Regions from separate parts of the Homo sapiens genome. Here region 2 is linked to region 1. The links are chromatin loops, found by intact Hi-C in ENCODE. Cell type or tissue: endothelial cell of umbilical vein. All regions are shown on one strand. Each heading gives the region's core, and the rest is flanking DNA. Links, peaks and the distances in the headings are about the cores only.

The links. Peaks named below come from ENCODE experiments on the same cell type or tissue, not always from the same donor. Only the 100,000 strongest peaks of a DNase experiment are listed, where the experiment ranks them.
Region 2: it touches region 1 in a loop (16-fold over the local background); 2 of 110 quality-filtered maps call a loop at or near these places.

The regions. Positions count from the first base shown.
Region 1 is chr11:134,975,303-134,983,633 of GRCh38, reverse strand. No RefSeq gene overlaps it. Among named protein-coding and RNA genes, the nearest start is that of LINC02697, 28 kb to the right of the region's middle. In endothelial cell of umbilical vein, for the core only: no CTCF peak of the experiment used is centred there; no DNase peak of the experiment used is centred there.
Region 2 is chr11:134,863,789-134,872,119 of GRCh38, reverse strand. No RefSeq gene overlaps it. Among named protein-coding and RNA genes, the nearest start is that of LINC02697, 83 kb to the left of the region's middle. In endothelial cell of umbilical vein, for the core only: a CTCF peak has its summit at 3,397; a DNase peak (open chromatin) is centred at 3,279.

The sequences.
Region 1 (8,331 bases), core at 290-8,289:
AGAACAGGACCAGTAAAGGGCCTGCCTGGCTCTAGGCACTCACTCAGCTGCACTGGAATGTGGAGAAAGAGGCTGCAGAGCACACCCCTAGCCCTAATTAGGAAAGAAACAGAGTGGTCTTGAGTCAACTCCTGAAGGCTGTCTGTGCCCTGGATCGATGGCCCACAGGACATGCAGAACGGAGGCAGGAAGTCCCAGTGTAAATGGCAGACTTCAGTTTCGAGGACTTAGATTCCACTGGGAAGCAGCTGTCCAATTCACAAAATTGTCGGTGATCAAAATAAATATAATAAAGTAGTTCATTTTAAGCAATGCAAAGAAAGCTGAGTGGCAGATAAAGCTAAAGATGAGCTCCAGATGCCACCAGGCATTGCACGTGGAGGGACTGCATAGCACGCGTCCAGTGTAACTTACAACTCCTGGGACGCTGGGACTGTGCAGTGTTAATTCTAATGACTGTGCAGTGTTAATTCTAATGGCACATGGAGGCATAATTAATTAACCTTTCAGTTACTCTGGGTCCTGCCCTTATCCAAACATAAATATGTATATGCTGGGAAAATTTTGCAATATAGAAAGCCGACATTGTTGACTCCTTGTTCATAGGCAAAACCAGATTCACAGCTCCCTGCCTTTTTCTTCAAGCGGCTCCATGAGTCAACTTGGATGTGGTCTTCTCTCCTTGACGCACATCCTCCGATCTGACCAGTTGTCCAAGTGATGCTCCAGTGCTTTTCAATTTTGACTGTGCGGCAGAATCACCGATGGATTTTATTTTATTTTTAAAATAGGGGTACGTATGTCTCATCTCACCCAAGGTGAGGTCCGTGGATCTAATGTTACGAAGCCCACAGTGGGTCCCAAATCCCAGCTGAGCTCCAGGACTAGGAACGTCACCCACCCTCCCCGCTGCAGAGCGGCACCATGACTTTTGTTCTTCCTGTGGTGGAAACAGAGCTTGCCTAGAGATTCTAGACACAGCATCTCTCCGAAAACAAGCTGGGGCTCTGCCGCCCTCACTGGAGTACAGCCAGTGCTGTGGAGCCCCCAGAGTGGCCACAGAGATAGAGGGGACTTAAAACTGAGTAGGGGGCAACAGAGTTGGGGGTCTATCCACCACATGTGGACACACAGCAAGTCAGGCATGTGGGAAGGAGGGAACAGCAGCGCAGAATGGAAATGGCAAATGTTCATCCAGCCAGGTGTTATTTTATTGATGGCTTCTGGGGAAATGGGATGGACACGTTTAGAACAGCCTTGGGTTGAACTTGACGCTGCAAATGGAACTTAATTGCTCAAATAATGTCGTATCAATTTCATATAAATGATAAAGAAGGAAAGCCTCTCTTTCTAGAGAGAAAACTCTCCTGATGGCATCAGGCTGTCCCGGGGAGTCACTGCTTCCCTTTTTTGTTGCGGGGCATAGCGGGAGGTGAAGCTGGGAATTGACAATCTCTTTTTTCTGCTGGATTGAAACCTCCTGGAGCAGAAAAATAGTTTTTTATTTTGCAAATGAAAGTCAAAGATGTGGCAGGAGTTGGGGGTGAGCATTGCAAGAGCTAAATCCGGTGCTTCTGACAGCCCAGCCCTAGTGAGAGGGCCCCTTCTGAGAGTCCCAGGGACTCTTACGTAAATGAAACTCAAATAAAGCTCCCCACAGCACCTGAGCTTAGGGGCACCAGGCTCTGGGACTCTGTAGGTGCTCCCAGGAGATTCCATCCCCAGGATAACACTGCAGGTGAATTTGTACTTTTCCTACCATGCAAACCATACTCTGATTGGTAACTGTTCAGGATTCTAAGAAATAAATTTATTGAACCAAAGTATTGTATAACTTATTTTGCTTTAAGTTATATATTTTTCCTTGTCATTAGTAACCAAAGAATAATTATTCTGCCATTTTTAATTACAGTATATGCATATAGAAAGTATTTCTTTTTTGTTAGAGAATGTGTGCTACATACCTTTAGGCTCTACCTTCCAATCCGAATGGAAGGCTGGCATGCTCCCTCTTCACCTGGTAATAGCCCTTGGTGTACAGATTTGGTGTCTAGGAGAACATCCCAAGTCTCTGGCATGTGGCGTCACCACGCTGGGGAGTGGCAGTGGCTCTCCTGTGTGGAGCACTCTGTGCAGGCTGTGCCGCTCCCAGGCAGGGCAGGCATGCTGCATTCAGAGCCTGTAAGACCCTCTCCCAGGGCTGGTCGGAAAGCAGCTGGTTCTGATGAGGAGGCTGTAAGGCTTCCAATCTTGGGGACCCCTTGTGTCTGGAAAGAGGGATCTGGGAGTCCTAGAAAAATCTCCCAGGGCAGGTCTCCATTCCAGAGAGTAAAAGCTGCAGCCTCGAGCGTCTCTTCTCCTCCCAGCTGTCCCCGTTCAGGTCAGGGACCAGGGCAGGCTTTGTCACCAGGGAGGTGGGTACCGGGTGGTCCCGGCCAAGTGGCCAGGCTCCAGTCTGGGGAAGCCTTTGAGCTGTCTCTGCAGGGCTTGAGAGGTGGGGAGGAGGGAGAGGGACAGGCTAGAAGCCCAGGACAAGGAAGTGAGGTCAGGCCTGAGTGCAGACACTGGGCAGCCAAGGTCCAGAGACGCTGAGGTCTGCTCTGGCCACAAATGAGCCCAGACTCCAGCTTCTGACCCTCCCCATGACTCTGTCCCCACACACGGGGGCCTCTCATGGGCCACGGCCTATGGCCCACAAAGTACAAGCTCCTTACCCTGCCCCTTGCCCAGCCTGGGACCTCCCATGTTCTAGGAGGATGAGGAAGTCCTGGGAACCATTTCTCTATTTCTCTTCCTCTCTGACCTGTGAATCTCTTCTTCTTACTTCCAAAAGGCCAGGGCAGAAGTCAGAATGGCTGCTTGGTCCACGGAAGCCTGAAGCCTGGTGCCTAAAGTGAATATGGTCTTGGCAAGATCAGAACTGCTGAGAGCCAAGGTTTCCTTATTGACTAAATTAAATCACAATCCTCCCCCGGCTAACCTAGAACTCTGGGAATCAAATATACCAATAAAATGTCTGTAAAAGCACTGTTTGAATTTGCATTTGCACCACTGCTCTTAGTAGAGGAAGCGGCAGCCTGAGGCTGATGTGAGCACTGGGCTGGGAGTCAGCGGTTCTAAGTGTGAGCACTGGGCTGGGAGTCAGCGGTTCTAAGTGTGAGCCCCAGCTCTGCAACCTACCAACCTATTTGGGACTCTCCACTTCTCATCTGAAAATGCATAGGCCAGAAATAGCTGCTGCCCTGTCTGCTGTTATCATCTCAGTCAGTGAACAAGTGTGTGGGGATCATCAGTCTGTACCAGGTACCCCTGTAGACATGGGACTGGCATTGTGCGTTCAGACATGGGCCCTGACTGCACGTCTCACATCCCAGTGGCGAGGAGACAGACAGCAAACAGGTAGGTAATTAAATAAATACGATCATTTAATCTTCTTTATGTGTGTGGTGATGCTGGTGTAAACAGACATACCGCTCTGCCAGGCCTATAAAAGTCTAGCACACACAATTATGTTCTGTACATAATAAGTGATAATGATATTAAAAGGTTTACTGATTTACATATTTAGTATACTATACTTGTTATGGTTTTAGAGTGTGGGCTCCTTCTACTTATAAAAATAAGTTAACTGTAAAATGGCCTCAGGCAGGTCCTTCAGGAGGAATTCTGGAAGAAGGCTATCACAGGAGATGACAGCTCCTGCATGTTATCGCCCCTGAAGACCTTCCAGTGGGACAGGATGTGGAGGTGGAAGACAGTGATAGTGACAGTCCTGACCCTCTGCAGGCCTTGGCTAATGTGTGTGTCTGTGTCTTAGATTTTTTTTTTTTTTTACCGAGACAGAGTCTTGCTCTGTCGCCCAGGCTGGAGTGCAATGGTACCATCTTGGCTCACTGCAACCTCTGCCTCTCGGGTTCAAGCAATTCTCCTGCCTCAGCCTCCCGAGTAGCTGGAATTACAGGTGCCTGCCACCACATCCGGCTAATTTTTGTATTTTTAGTGGAGACGAGGTTTCATCCTGTTGGCCAGACTGGTCTCAAGCTCCTGGCCTCAAGTGATCCGCCCTCCTTGGCCTCCCAAAGTGCTGGGATTACAGCATGAGCCACTGTGCCCAGCCTGTGTCTTAGTTTTTAACTGCAAAGTTTAAAATGTTAAAAAAAAATTTGAAAACAGAAAAAATCTTATAGAATAAGGATACAAAGAGGAAATATTTTTTACAGCTGGACAATGTGTTTGTATTCTAAGCTGAGTCATTACAAAAGAGTCAAAAAGTTAAAAGCATACAAATTTATAAAGTAAAAAGTTACAGGAAGCTAATTTTCTTTCTGAAGTTCAGTCCGGGCGTGCAGCGGGCTCCGCCATCCGGCCCGGGCGTGCAGCGGGCTGTGCCATCCAGGTGTGTGTGGGTGTCTCTGCGGTGTTCACACAATGGCAAAATCACCTAATGACACTTTCTCAGAACAGAGCACTGTTGTTAAGGGATGCGTGGCTATAAGAATGTCGCGTTCAGGGAGAAATTGGGGCTGAGGACACAGATGTGGCAGCCATCGTGAATTTGGTCATTCAAGTTGTGGCACCTAAGGGACACACCCAGATAGCAGGAGCGAGGAGAGGTCAAGATCCAGCTCTAGACAGCCCACGGGAGGAGGACTGGCTGAGAAGGGGGAGCTGACACAAGACAAGGAGAGGGAGGTGGCGCAGGTGAAAGGAGCCGGGGCAGAGTGTTGCATGGTGCCCCCTGCTGTTAGGGTGCAACGAGATACAAAATATAATCCTTTCGGTAAGTTTTACAGCACTGTTTAACTGCTAGTCACAGTGGGCCCCTGGGTGTGGGCGGAGGGAACAGCTGACCACAGCAATGAAGAAGAGATGACAAGAAGCTACCGGGGCCACTGGTTCCTCGGCTCCCTGGTCCTGGAGGAGGCTGGGCTAGACTTGGGAGGAGGGGAGGAGGTGTCTCCTGCTGCCACCAGGACCATGGCTGCCCTCCCTCACTTGCCGTGGGCCTCCCTCCCTCTGCCCTTCCCTCCCTCGCCACCTGGGGGTACTCAGTCACTTACTTCCACACTCGTTCTTTAATGTCCATGAGCAAACCCGGAGATGAGGGCGGCTATACTCAGGACAGGATCAGGGTCCATGATGTTGGGTGTTTACAGTGTCTCCCAAACACATCGTGACAGAGGACCAGGAACCTCCAGAGAGGGCCCTTCCCAGCCGCACGGCAGCAGCGCAAGTGCACGCGGGGCCCAGGATGCTTCAGAGCTGAAGGAACACCTGGGAAGGGCCCCATCAGTGGCAGGGTGTGGGGGGGTTCGTCCAGGACTTCGTGCATGTGTCACTGCAGTTATGTCATTAGAGATTTGTTTTGCTTGGGGATTTTCATGGAGTGTTTTGTTTTTATCTGAGTTACAAACACAGTCAGGTAGATACACACGTGCCCAGCCTGTGATATTTTTGCCAAGAAGTAAGACCTATTAAAAAGCATATTTTTATGGATTCAATCCCTTAGGCCAAGAGCAGAGACATGGAGTTATGCAGAGGTGGGGGTGACAGGGCAGGAGGGTGTTTCAGGGGAAGCATGAAGCTGTCTCCTCCCTTTCTTCTGGGCCACCTCCTGGGTGAGCTGGAGCAGCTGGCCAGGCTCAGATTGCTCCTCCAGGCAGCGGAAGGGGCCCCTGCCCAAAAGGTGAGAGATGCCAGATGGCCTGGGGCACAGCAGGCTTGGCTAAGTCGGCCCCCAGAGCACGGAAAGGCTCTCTGAGAGCTCGGATCCCACCTGCTTTGTCAGAGTGAGTATTTCCTTTCTAGAGGCCAGGAATGGAGACGCATCAGCCTCAGCGGAGTGAGCAGGGCTCAAACAGGACACCACTAGGGCCATTGGGCTTCCTCCATGGCACTGACTTCTTAGGCAGCTCCCCACCTTCTCAGGAGAAACCATCTCCCCTCAACGGCAGGGTGAGCAGCACCTATCTTTTCAGGGGGAGGCGAGTATTCTTCACGTACAGAGGAATAGGTTTGAGCACGCTGGGAAAACCAGGGTCACACAGCATGGAAATGCCTCTGTCGAAGGAGGAGAACAGGAGGCCCAGGTGGGACTGAGGGGCCACTCACACCCAGGAACCACCTCCAGCTCCCAGCCTGGGGTGCCTGATGGTGCCACAGCTTCGGGCGCCACGTTTGGTTAGAGGCTGCTGTGGTCATGAATGTCCCTTCTCCAAGGGTTTTGGGTCTGAGGACCCAGTGAGCCTCTCCCCTCTCCAGTGTACTCACAGGAGGCTGAATTCCCTGGGGTCCTGGGGTCAGGAGCACCCACCTAGAGCCACAGAAGACCCAGGATGAGCCACTCCAGAACATCCCTGGTTTTGTTTTTACCAAAACCCAGGAAGAGGTTGTGATTTCAAGCATGAGGTTTAGAGACAGGAAGAAAACTAATATCCTTGGGTACCTACTCCACAGCGGCCTCCTGAAACTTCTTTAACCCTCCGCCAATGGCAGCACCCATTTTGCAAAGGTGGAAACTAAGATTTAGACCAGGGCTGTCCAATAGCACTTGCTGTGGAGCTGGGTCAATACAGCGGCCACCAGCCACAGGACACTATTGAGCAGTGTGGCAAGTGCACCAGGAAATGGGATTTTAAATTGTATTGCCTTTTATTTGAATTAAGTGTAAATGCAATAGCTGCCTGTGGCTAGTGGCTGCTACACTGGACGGTGCAGACCTAGGGAATAAATGACTGTCCAGGACCACACAGCTACTAAGGAGCTGGACTGGAGTCACGCGCTAACCCTTTAATTTTCCTGAGGCTCCTCTCCTTGCCCCACCCTGTGGCTGCCATGTGAGCAGTGACCACAGAAAGTGAGAAGCCAGTGATCAGGGAGGGACCTTCCCATTGGAGCTGTTTCCTCCTGAGTCAGCCCCAGGATTCGGGCTCCCACTTCAGGCCACTCCTGCACCCCGGGACTTTCACTCTGAGAAATCCTTTACCGTGGAAGCAGGTGACATTTTTGTGAGACACTTTTGTGATGTTTGTGATTGAAGTCTCTGTGAAGTTCTAGCCTGGGTGGAGGGAGGGTGCCCGGGCCAGGGATGGGAGAGAGGCTGTAAAAGATGAAGCAATCATTGAAAATCTGAGACTTCATCAGAAACTTTCCATTCAGCTCGGATCTTTGCTGAGACTGACCTTCCAACTGGATTTAACTCCTGCATTTTTTGCCACCAGGTTTCCAGCTGCAGAGATCTGATACCCACTCAGTATTTATCACTCTTTGGTTGTACGAGATAGAAGCTTCGCAATTCACAATGAGCCTCGGGTTTCGCCTGATACCATCTCCAAATCTTTGCTAGAGGGTTTCTTGTGGCCCTGAGGCCCTTGTCCTGCTCACATTTTCAGGGGACACTGAGTGTTCTCACAACGCAGAGATGGCCTGACCCAGAAAAATGGTGTCAGCCCTGGGTCAAGCCCTGCCCCACTGGGCCACATTTCCCTCATGTGCGATCACAGTGGTAATAAAACACCAACAGTCATCACTTCTGAGGGTTTGCTCTACACCAAACAGACACTATGCGCCTATTTATTATTTTATTACATTATTACCTTATTTCCTTATCAACACATTGGTGCTACTCCTGCAGGAAAGCACAGTGACTAGCCCAGATCACCAGCTGGTAAGTGGAGGGCCTGGAGTCAAACTCCAATCTGCTCCGCTCCCCTGAATATTCTCGGATTTACTGTGTTCCACAGCTTCAGGGATGATGAGAGTGTTACCTACACCAAGAGGTGTCAACAAGTGAGGGTGAACATGTCAAATGGACCAACCACTGAGCCTGTAGTCATATGTCTAAAAGAGAGGGAGATTTGGAGCTATGGACTGTCCTTTCTCCCTGCACCGTGGACTGTTCTTTCTCTCTGCACCGTGGACTGTTCTTTCTCCCTGCACCATGGACTGTTCTTTCTCTCTGCACCGTGGACTGTTCTTTCCCCCTTCACCGTGGACTGTTCTTTCTCCCTGCACCGTGGACTGTTCTTTCTCTCTGCACCGTGGACTGTTCTTTCCCCCTTCACCGTGGACTGTTCTTTCTCCCTGCACTGTGGACTGTTCTTTCTCCCTGCACCGTGGACTGTTCTTTCCCCCTGCAGCGTGGACTGTTCTTTCTCTCTGCACCGTGGACTGTTCTTTCTCCCTGCACCGTGGACTGTTCTTTCTCCCTGCACCGTGGACCGTTCTTTCCCTCTGCACCGTGGACCGTTCTTTCCCTCTGCACCGTGGACTGTTCTTTCTCCCTGCACCGTGGACTGTTCTTTCCCCCTGCAGCGTGGACTGTTCTTTCTC
Region 2 (8,331 bases), core at 32-8,031, 110 kb after region 1:
TTCCACTGGCCTTTTCCCCTGGTTCCTGGGAGACTTTAGATCCCTGTAATTTCCCAAGTAATAGGAGTGTCCTTGTTATTCAGGAGCCCCTTGGACCACATATGAGTTTATGCTAAGGATGAACTGACTCAGGATGGGGCTTTACCAGAAAGACCAGCCGTGTAATTAGAGGGTTGGGGCTTGAAGACAGCCTGACCTCCAGGGAGTGAAGGGGCTACAGATGAAGTTTACTCACCTGACCCACGACTCAATCATGCCTACCTAATAAAGCCCCATAAAAACTCTGGACACCAAGGCTTAGTGGAGCTTCCAGTTGATGTGCCTGGATAGTGACGTGCTTGATCCCACAGGGAGAAAACACGAAAGCTGTATGCTTGAGATCCTCTCAGATTTTGTCCTGTGTCTCTTGATTTGGCTGATCTTGATTTGTGTCCTTTAGAATCAAATTGTAATGATAATGTTTATATGGTTTGTGTGAGTCATTTATTGAACTATTGAATTTGAGGAAGATTGGGAAGTACTCTATACTTGTAGCCAATTAGTCAGAAGTGCAGGTGGCCTGGGGACCCCAAATGTGGCTGGTTTCTGGAGTGTGGAGAGTTTTCTGGGAATTTACCACTTAAAGTGGTGGTGTTTAGTGTCAGAAAACATTCAAAAATCAATCATTCATTGTAATTCAGTAATTAAAATAGAGAAACCATGTGATTATCTCAATTGATGCAGACAAAATCCAACATCTATTCCTAGTAAAATCTCTCAGCTATCAACCTGATAATGGGAATCTATTAAAAACCTATAATTAATATCATACTTAATGCTGAAATATTCTATATTTTCCCCTAAAATTAGTAACAGGAGAGACTGTATGGTTCTTATCTCTAAAATTATTATTGTTTTGGGAGTTCTAAACAGCTAAATTAGAAAAAAAAAGAAGAAGAAGACAATCAGATTGAGTAGAAATAAATAAATGAGTAAACTGCCTATTTTCACAGATTACAAGCTTATTTAAATTTAAAAAAAATAAAAACTACAAAACACACACACATAATAATGAATGCAAGTTTGCAGGATACACATTCATTATACAAAAGTCAAATGTACCTAGCACCCAGATCTTGGTTTCTAATGTCATTCTCCACAAAAGAAATCAGGGCTTACTGCAGAAATGGTTGACTCTAAGACTGGGGCAAGAAATAGAAAAGGTAAGCCTGAAACATCTTATAGTCCCAGAAATTTAAAACGCGCTGAAAAAAAAAAAGGAAAAACCAACCCATTTTTAAAACCATGTGGATAATGGTAAGAAACAGAGGAGCCAGCTGAATGTATGTCCAATGGCCAAAAGTAGAACACAGTTAAGCCACAAAATAAACAATTATTGGATTATAGCCCAAAGTATAAAGTACATATCCATGAGTCCGTACTGATATAAAGAAATGATTGAATAAGTGAGTAACTTGGGAAGATGAGACCACTGTCCCATGCAGAAGAATTTCAAATCCCTGTAGATTCCCTGCCCTCAAGAAGGGGTAGCATGACCCCTCTCCTGAAGCATGGGCTGTGCATAGTGACTTCCTTCCAAAGAGTGCAATATGAGGGGCAGGGAAAGGAGCAGCTTTACAGTGGAGAAACCTGGTGACCACTGCCTCAGCCCCACAACCAAGGTTGGGAACACTGGCATTGAGTCCATACCTTCATACAGTGGGATGAGAATGGCACGTTTCACCACGACCAAGGTTGGGAACACTGGCATTGAGTCCATACCTTCATATAGCAGGATGAGAATGGCACGTTTCACCATGACCAAGGTTGGGAACACTGGCATTGAGTCCATACCTTCATACAGTGGGATGAGAATGGCACGTTTCACCTCTGTGATCCCCCTTCCTCCCAAAAATATATAACCCCTGTCTAGCCATAAGGAAAACATCAGACAAATCCCAGGTGAGGGACACTCTATAGAACACCTGAGTAGCCCTCAAAACTGTCAAGATTGTCCAAGACAATGGAAGCCTGAGCCACTCATAGCCAAGTGAGGCCAGGAAGACATGACGACTGAAAGTAACCTAGGATTCCGCATGGGATCTTGAAACGGGGGAGGGCGTTAGGGGAAAATGAAAGAAACTGGAATGGAGTGTGGATTTTAGTTACTGCATCAGCATAGGCCCATCAGTTGTGACAACTGTCCATGCTAATGTAAGATATTTACAATAGGAGAACCTGGGTGCGGGGGTAGGGGACTCTATATTACCCTCTCAATTTTTTGGTAAATCTAAAACTGTTCTAAAAAATAAAGCCTATCTGAAAGCATGTATTCATGTCAAAAAATAAACTTTATTCTGTAATACTTACAAACGATATTTGGAACTTGAAATGCTTAGAATACACTTTAGAATAAGATAAAAAGTAGGAATATTTAGCATCAAGTAAGGCAAAGACATGCAACACCTATACACCGAAAACTATAAAGTAATGCTGAGTGAAAATAAAAAGCCTAAGTAACAGAGAAAATACACCATGTCCATAGGTCATAAGACCCAATAATCTTACCAAATATGCCCAAATTGATCTATATATTTGATGCAATTCCAAGTCCCAGAAATATTGTTTAAGAAATTCATTAAATAATTTGTTTTACATTTTTGTTTATTTTTTCAATTGACAAAATTTATAAATATTTGTGGTGTACAAGAAGATTGATAAATGTATATACATTGTGGAACAGCTAAATCAAACTACTGAATATATGCGTAATAACATCATTTTAAAATTTATCAGAAAGTACAACAGACAAAGTTAAAGGCCTAACATCTGATTCAAAACTTACTATAAAACTGCAATACTCAAACCAGTGTGATCTTGTCATAAATGCAGATAATAAATAGACCCATGGGAAGAAACTAGGGGGGCCAGAAATAGACCCAAGTATATATACACAATTAATTTTCCACAAAAGTACAAAGGCGTTTCAGCAGAAAAAAAAAAAGAGTATTTTTTAACAAACAGTGCTGAGACAATTCGTTATGTATTAAATGAGCTTTATCACACCATATACAAAACTTGATTCACAGTAGATCATAGAAATAAATGTAAAATCAAAAATTATAAAACTTTGAGAAGAAAACAGGAAAAAAATCTGTATGACCTTGGGCTAGCCTTGGCTCCTGGCGCTGGAGCAGAAGCACGGCCCTTTGAGGCAGGCTGGAAATCTCCAACAGCCACCAGAGGACTCAGCCAGGGCCAGCCCCTCGCTAGCAGGGAGCACAGCTGCAGAGGCCTTTTGATGTGTTTATGCTCCCGGCTTTTCCTTTCTGAGCAAAAATCATTTCTAAATCTTCCTCTAAGCAAGTCCGATATCAGCTCCTCTGGCGCCCCCTAACGCTCGGCTGTGGTAAAGCACCCGTTCCTCCTCTCCCAGGAAGACGGCGGGAGAGATCTCAGCGCAGATAAAGCACTCCCATGCTTTCAGATGTCAGCTGAGACCATGTGCATACCTCATGCTGTGCGTGCGTGTGTGTGTGTGTGTGTGTGTGTGTGTGTGTGTGTGTGTCACAGAGAGAGAGACCCACACACAGGCCTGGGAAGGGGAGGTGACCTCACCCCTCCCCTCTCAGTGTCTCGGGGTGTTCAGCAGCTCCAGACGAGGACAGGCCACATTTACTTGTGCTCTTCAGGGCTGGTCCTGCCTCTCCTGTCCCCACACCTACCCACCCTCTGAGCTTTTCCTCTTGGATTATTCCCTTTTGTTCATCTTCGATCTCAGGGCTGTGTTCCCATTCCTCCACACCTACAAACTGTGCCAGTCTCCAAGGGTGAATCTAGAATCTACTTATCTCAATATTGTACTCACCTTGTTTTTAACCTTGAAACTCTAGCTCCTATCAAAGCGACTCAGAATCTCCGTGCTGTAAGTCACACAGTTCAACCACAAATGGTCACAATTTGAAGGGACTTTCTCATTGTGGTCCAGCCCCCACTCCTGACCCTTTGTGGCAATCAGAAGGGACCAAGGATACCAGCACTGAGGGTTTGTAAGAGGCCACACCGCTTGATGGTGCAAAGGTGGAAAGGAACCCAGACCCCTGGCTCTTAACTGAGAGATGCGTTGGCTCCATCCTGCAGCCTCAGGGCCGCTGCTCTGCCATGCTCCCTGTGTGGGCTCTGCACAGCCCTTGCCTGATTTGCTGCTGTCGGTGACAGATAACAGGTGAAAAAGCGAGGACCACACTGCCCATTACTGAGGATCAGCCCTGACAGGGAGCGTAGGTGGGAGAAGGAACCAGCACCTCCCTGCTGAGTTGCCAAAGCTTGGAAGGGCAGAAGCCACTTTGCACCGTTGCTTTCACCCAGATCTACCTGCATAGAGCTACACGCACAGCTCTTCAGAAAGCCACGTGATAAAATAAGAATCATCTGTTCTGAGTGCGTCTATGGTTTATATTTAAAATATCAAAACCCATTAAAATAATATTTAGCATCAGATAGAAGATTGGTGACTCACAAGGTCACCATGAACAGTAAGAGTAGGGGACACTTTTAGTCTCTAATTGGATGAGGCCTGCGATAACTCCACCCTGAGCTGCCCTGTCTGGGTGTACAGTGCAGTCAGCCGGCCCTGGGCCCAGCGCTGTGAGGCCTGGAGCATCAACTGCTGCATTCCTGGACTCACACTCTTCCTCTGCACCTTGCTCAGATCCACTGATTTTCCAGCACAAGTCTTAAGCTACCCAATAGCAGGGATTTTTCTTTTCTCCATTTTCTTGTCCTCACCCTGCTCCACACTTCAGGTAGCACCCGGACTGTGTATGCCCCGGTGGTGCCCAATAAATGCCCCTGCCCAGCTGGCTCCCGGTCCAACCCAGCCTTCCTCTCAGTCCCCTCCTGCCTTTATCCCCCCAGCACTCAGCCCATCTGCACCCCTCTTGCGCCTGCAGGGTGTGTACCTCACAGGGCGGGAGCCCGGCTCACCAGGGGCTCACAGGGACGGCTGCCTTGGGTGGACAGCAGAGCCAGCACCACTTACAGGAGCCTGTGGGAGAAAGAAGTACACACTTACCAGCCAGAGGAGAAGCGATTCCAGAAGGAATGGGGTCAGTTTGCAGGGCCCCTCATGCCATTTCTGATGCAGACTCTTCTCCATTTCTCATGGCCTTTCTCCCACGTGGCTCCAGGTTCTGAACCTTGGCATCAGAGGGACACGGCTGCTCTCATTAGCTCTCAATTTTTAAGGGTTCACTTCCCAAAGAACGAGCTGAGTCACGGACTTTGCAAATCCAATCATTGCACAGGAGCACCAAGCAATATCACACAAAGTCAGCATTCCTCATTATATCTCCTCTATCAATTTACCTCGGAACCAATTATTAATTCCCCTCTCTCCCCTCGGGCCACACTTAGTCACACCATCACGGAAGCTGGAGAAAATGGTCTTAGCCACCAGGTGGTTCCCAGTCTGCTCTGGCACCAGCTCTAGCTCTTAGCTAATCTGATCTGGTAGAGGATTCCAGGGGCCCCCATGAATGCCTGGGGTGAGCACAGCATCCCCTCCAGAGAGACAGGATCACAGGGGGCAGCTGGAGGGCCCCTGGTCTGAGGCAGGGTCCAGACTCCTTCCCTAGGAGCACAGCCTAAGTGGAATTTCCAAGCATAAAATGCAAGCGTGCAATTGCTTCAGGAAATGTTCCCCTGGGTATCAAGATCTGTTCAGTAAAGAGCTGCCTGGAGCTCACAGGGTCAGGAGCTCCTGGCGAGAGGGGGAAGCAGGGGGTGTTTGCGTCCACAGTCAGCTGGGGGCCTCAGAGAAACCCAGCCTCAGCGTGGGTGCTCAGAAGGACTTTGTCCCCCTCCACAGGTGAGCCTTCCACAGGAACCGCAGGACCCCTCAGGCTGGTTCACGCTGACCTTCCTCCATCCAATCTGTAGCTTAAGGATGATGGCAAAGCTCAGATGCTAATCAGTGCCTGAACCCACATGAGGTATCCTCTGATATCGTATCTCGTTTAATCCTCACACAAGTCCTATGAGTGCAGAAAGCCATCCCTATTTTATATATTTAAAAATGAAGGCCTAGAGGCACTTAATAACTTCTTCAAGGTCACACAGTGCCAGGATGCAAATTCAGATTTCTCTAAATCCAAGAGCCAGGCAGGCATTTTCCCTCATACATCTGCCAAGCATGATTCCTCTTTCATTAAAGAAAAAGGATAATTTATATTACTATTAATTAATCTGTGTTTGTTCTGACATTTTCTCTTCTTCATCTCCATTTCAGGCAGGAAATTAAACTTTTTCATGTTTTCATTTCCATATCTCAGAGACTTTTCTTAAGACATTTTAAAAAATGGGGGCATCCAGAACTCAAAATAATGCCAGTCTATTATAAAATTCCGGACCTATAAAAAATTATGCCAGCTGTCTGCCAAGATTGGCAAATGAGTAAAGGTTTTAGAGAAAAGGTAGAAAGAGAATCCAGCAAATGACACCTGCCTGTCAGAGGAGATGTGTGCCTGGATAAAAATATATCAAATTAGAATGGAGGAATTGGAATGCACATGTGCTAGGAAAGGAAGCAGCATTTTATGCACGCTGGGTGAGAATGAGGGAAGGGATTACCAGCAACTCCCCTTTCCACCACCGTAGCCCCACAGTTCCCCAGGAATGGTAATCTCATCCTTCCCCTCAAGGGCCATTTCCAGTGCATAAAACCCCATCATTTGGATTCTGTCTTAAGACTAACTTCAATAACTCCTTTGAATCTATAAGCCGTATATACAGTGATGTTAATTAAAGGTTGGTTCTGATGGCTGCAGGAGCCAGCAGTGCAGTCATGGGTAGATAAAATACAGTCGACGCACATCAGAGCACATCACAGAAATCAAAGTCCTGTGCACGAACAGCCATGTAGATGGTGTTGGGTAAAAGAAAAAGTGAGAGAGAATTCATAGCACAGACAGAAAGGGCTGCCAGGGGATGCTGGCAAGGTGCTGATCTTCACCTCGCTGCAGCAGACAGGGGTGGGGCGTTCCCAGACAGGGCCCGTTCCCAGGATGGGCTGACACAGCCAGGTGTAGCATGCACACTGGCTTAAGTGCCTGCCATTTCTTAATGGCAGGTGGCCCAAGGGGGTTCAGAGTCCTCCCCACCACCTTCAGAGCCTCAGCCCCTGTCAAGGTGAGGCTTCTCCAGGCCTCTGCCCTCCTCGGGTTTGGCAAGGGCCACTCCCTCCAGATCAAGGCTCCCGCTCAGCCAGCCTGGGGGTCCAGGACCCACCTTGGAGCACCGAGGCCCAGCACTGTCTCAGGTTCCCATGCTCAGGAGGCTTCTGTGGAGCTGTCACCATGGCCTTGTCCATGGGGAAGGGAACTCAGAGAGACCAGGATACCGTGGAGAGCCACGCAGCAGGCCGTGGGCACGGCAGGACCTTGCTGCGACTCCCCAGGACGCTGGACTCTACCCGGACTCCCCCAACTCTCTGGTGGTAGCAGGCTCCCCCAGTTCCTGTGCTCCCTCCACGCCTGCCCTCCTGGAACCTTCCCCAACCACAGTGGCCTCTCCAGCCTGTCCCAGTGTGAGGCCTTTCCTGCAGGCCAGGTCTGCTTGGAAAGAGCAAGGAGGGGCGCAGCAGCCTCTCTACCTTTAGGACCCTGCCTCCAGGTGAACGTGCAGCTCCATATCAAAGCCGGGCCAGCTTACGGACAGACCAGCCTCTCCCAGAACACCCGGCGTCCCCGCTGGCTTTTGCCAGGAACCCTGGCTCCCCGAGCCCTTGGCCGGTCACTGTGAGGCCAGATGATACCACCCAGCACCGTGGGCTGCCCTGCCTCAGAACCTACTCGCGTCTGGTTCACAAGATCTGAAGACCTGGACCTCCTCCCCACAAAGGTGGCCACCATCGACCACTCAACTCTATTCCAGGATCGCTGGCCACCTGGACTAACCAGGCTGACCCGATCTCTGGAAAGGTGTGTTCTTGTCCCAGGGACAGCTCTGTGTTATGGAGTCCGAGCAATGGGAGAGGCGCAAGGCTAAACTCTGGTACTCTCAGGGTATGTGGGGAGGGTCTGCCCTTTCTGCAGAGATGTAGACCAGGATGGGAAGAGTGTCCTCTGCCCATAGAAAGCTTGAGGATAGACTCTAGGAAGATCTTCCTGAAAGGGAGGCCAGGGAGAGCCAGAGACTCAGAGGGCACCATGGCCTCAGTCTGTTAAGCGAAAGACAGCCTTGCAAGAGGCAAGGTCTGGATGGGATGCCATCCCACGCTGGTTTCCAGACCAGTCAGCCTCAAGCATCCTCACCAGGAGTCAGCATGAGGATGAACCCTGGCACAGACGTAGG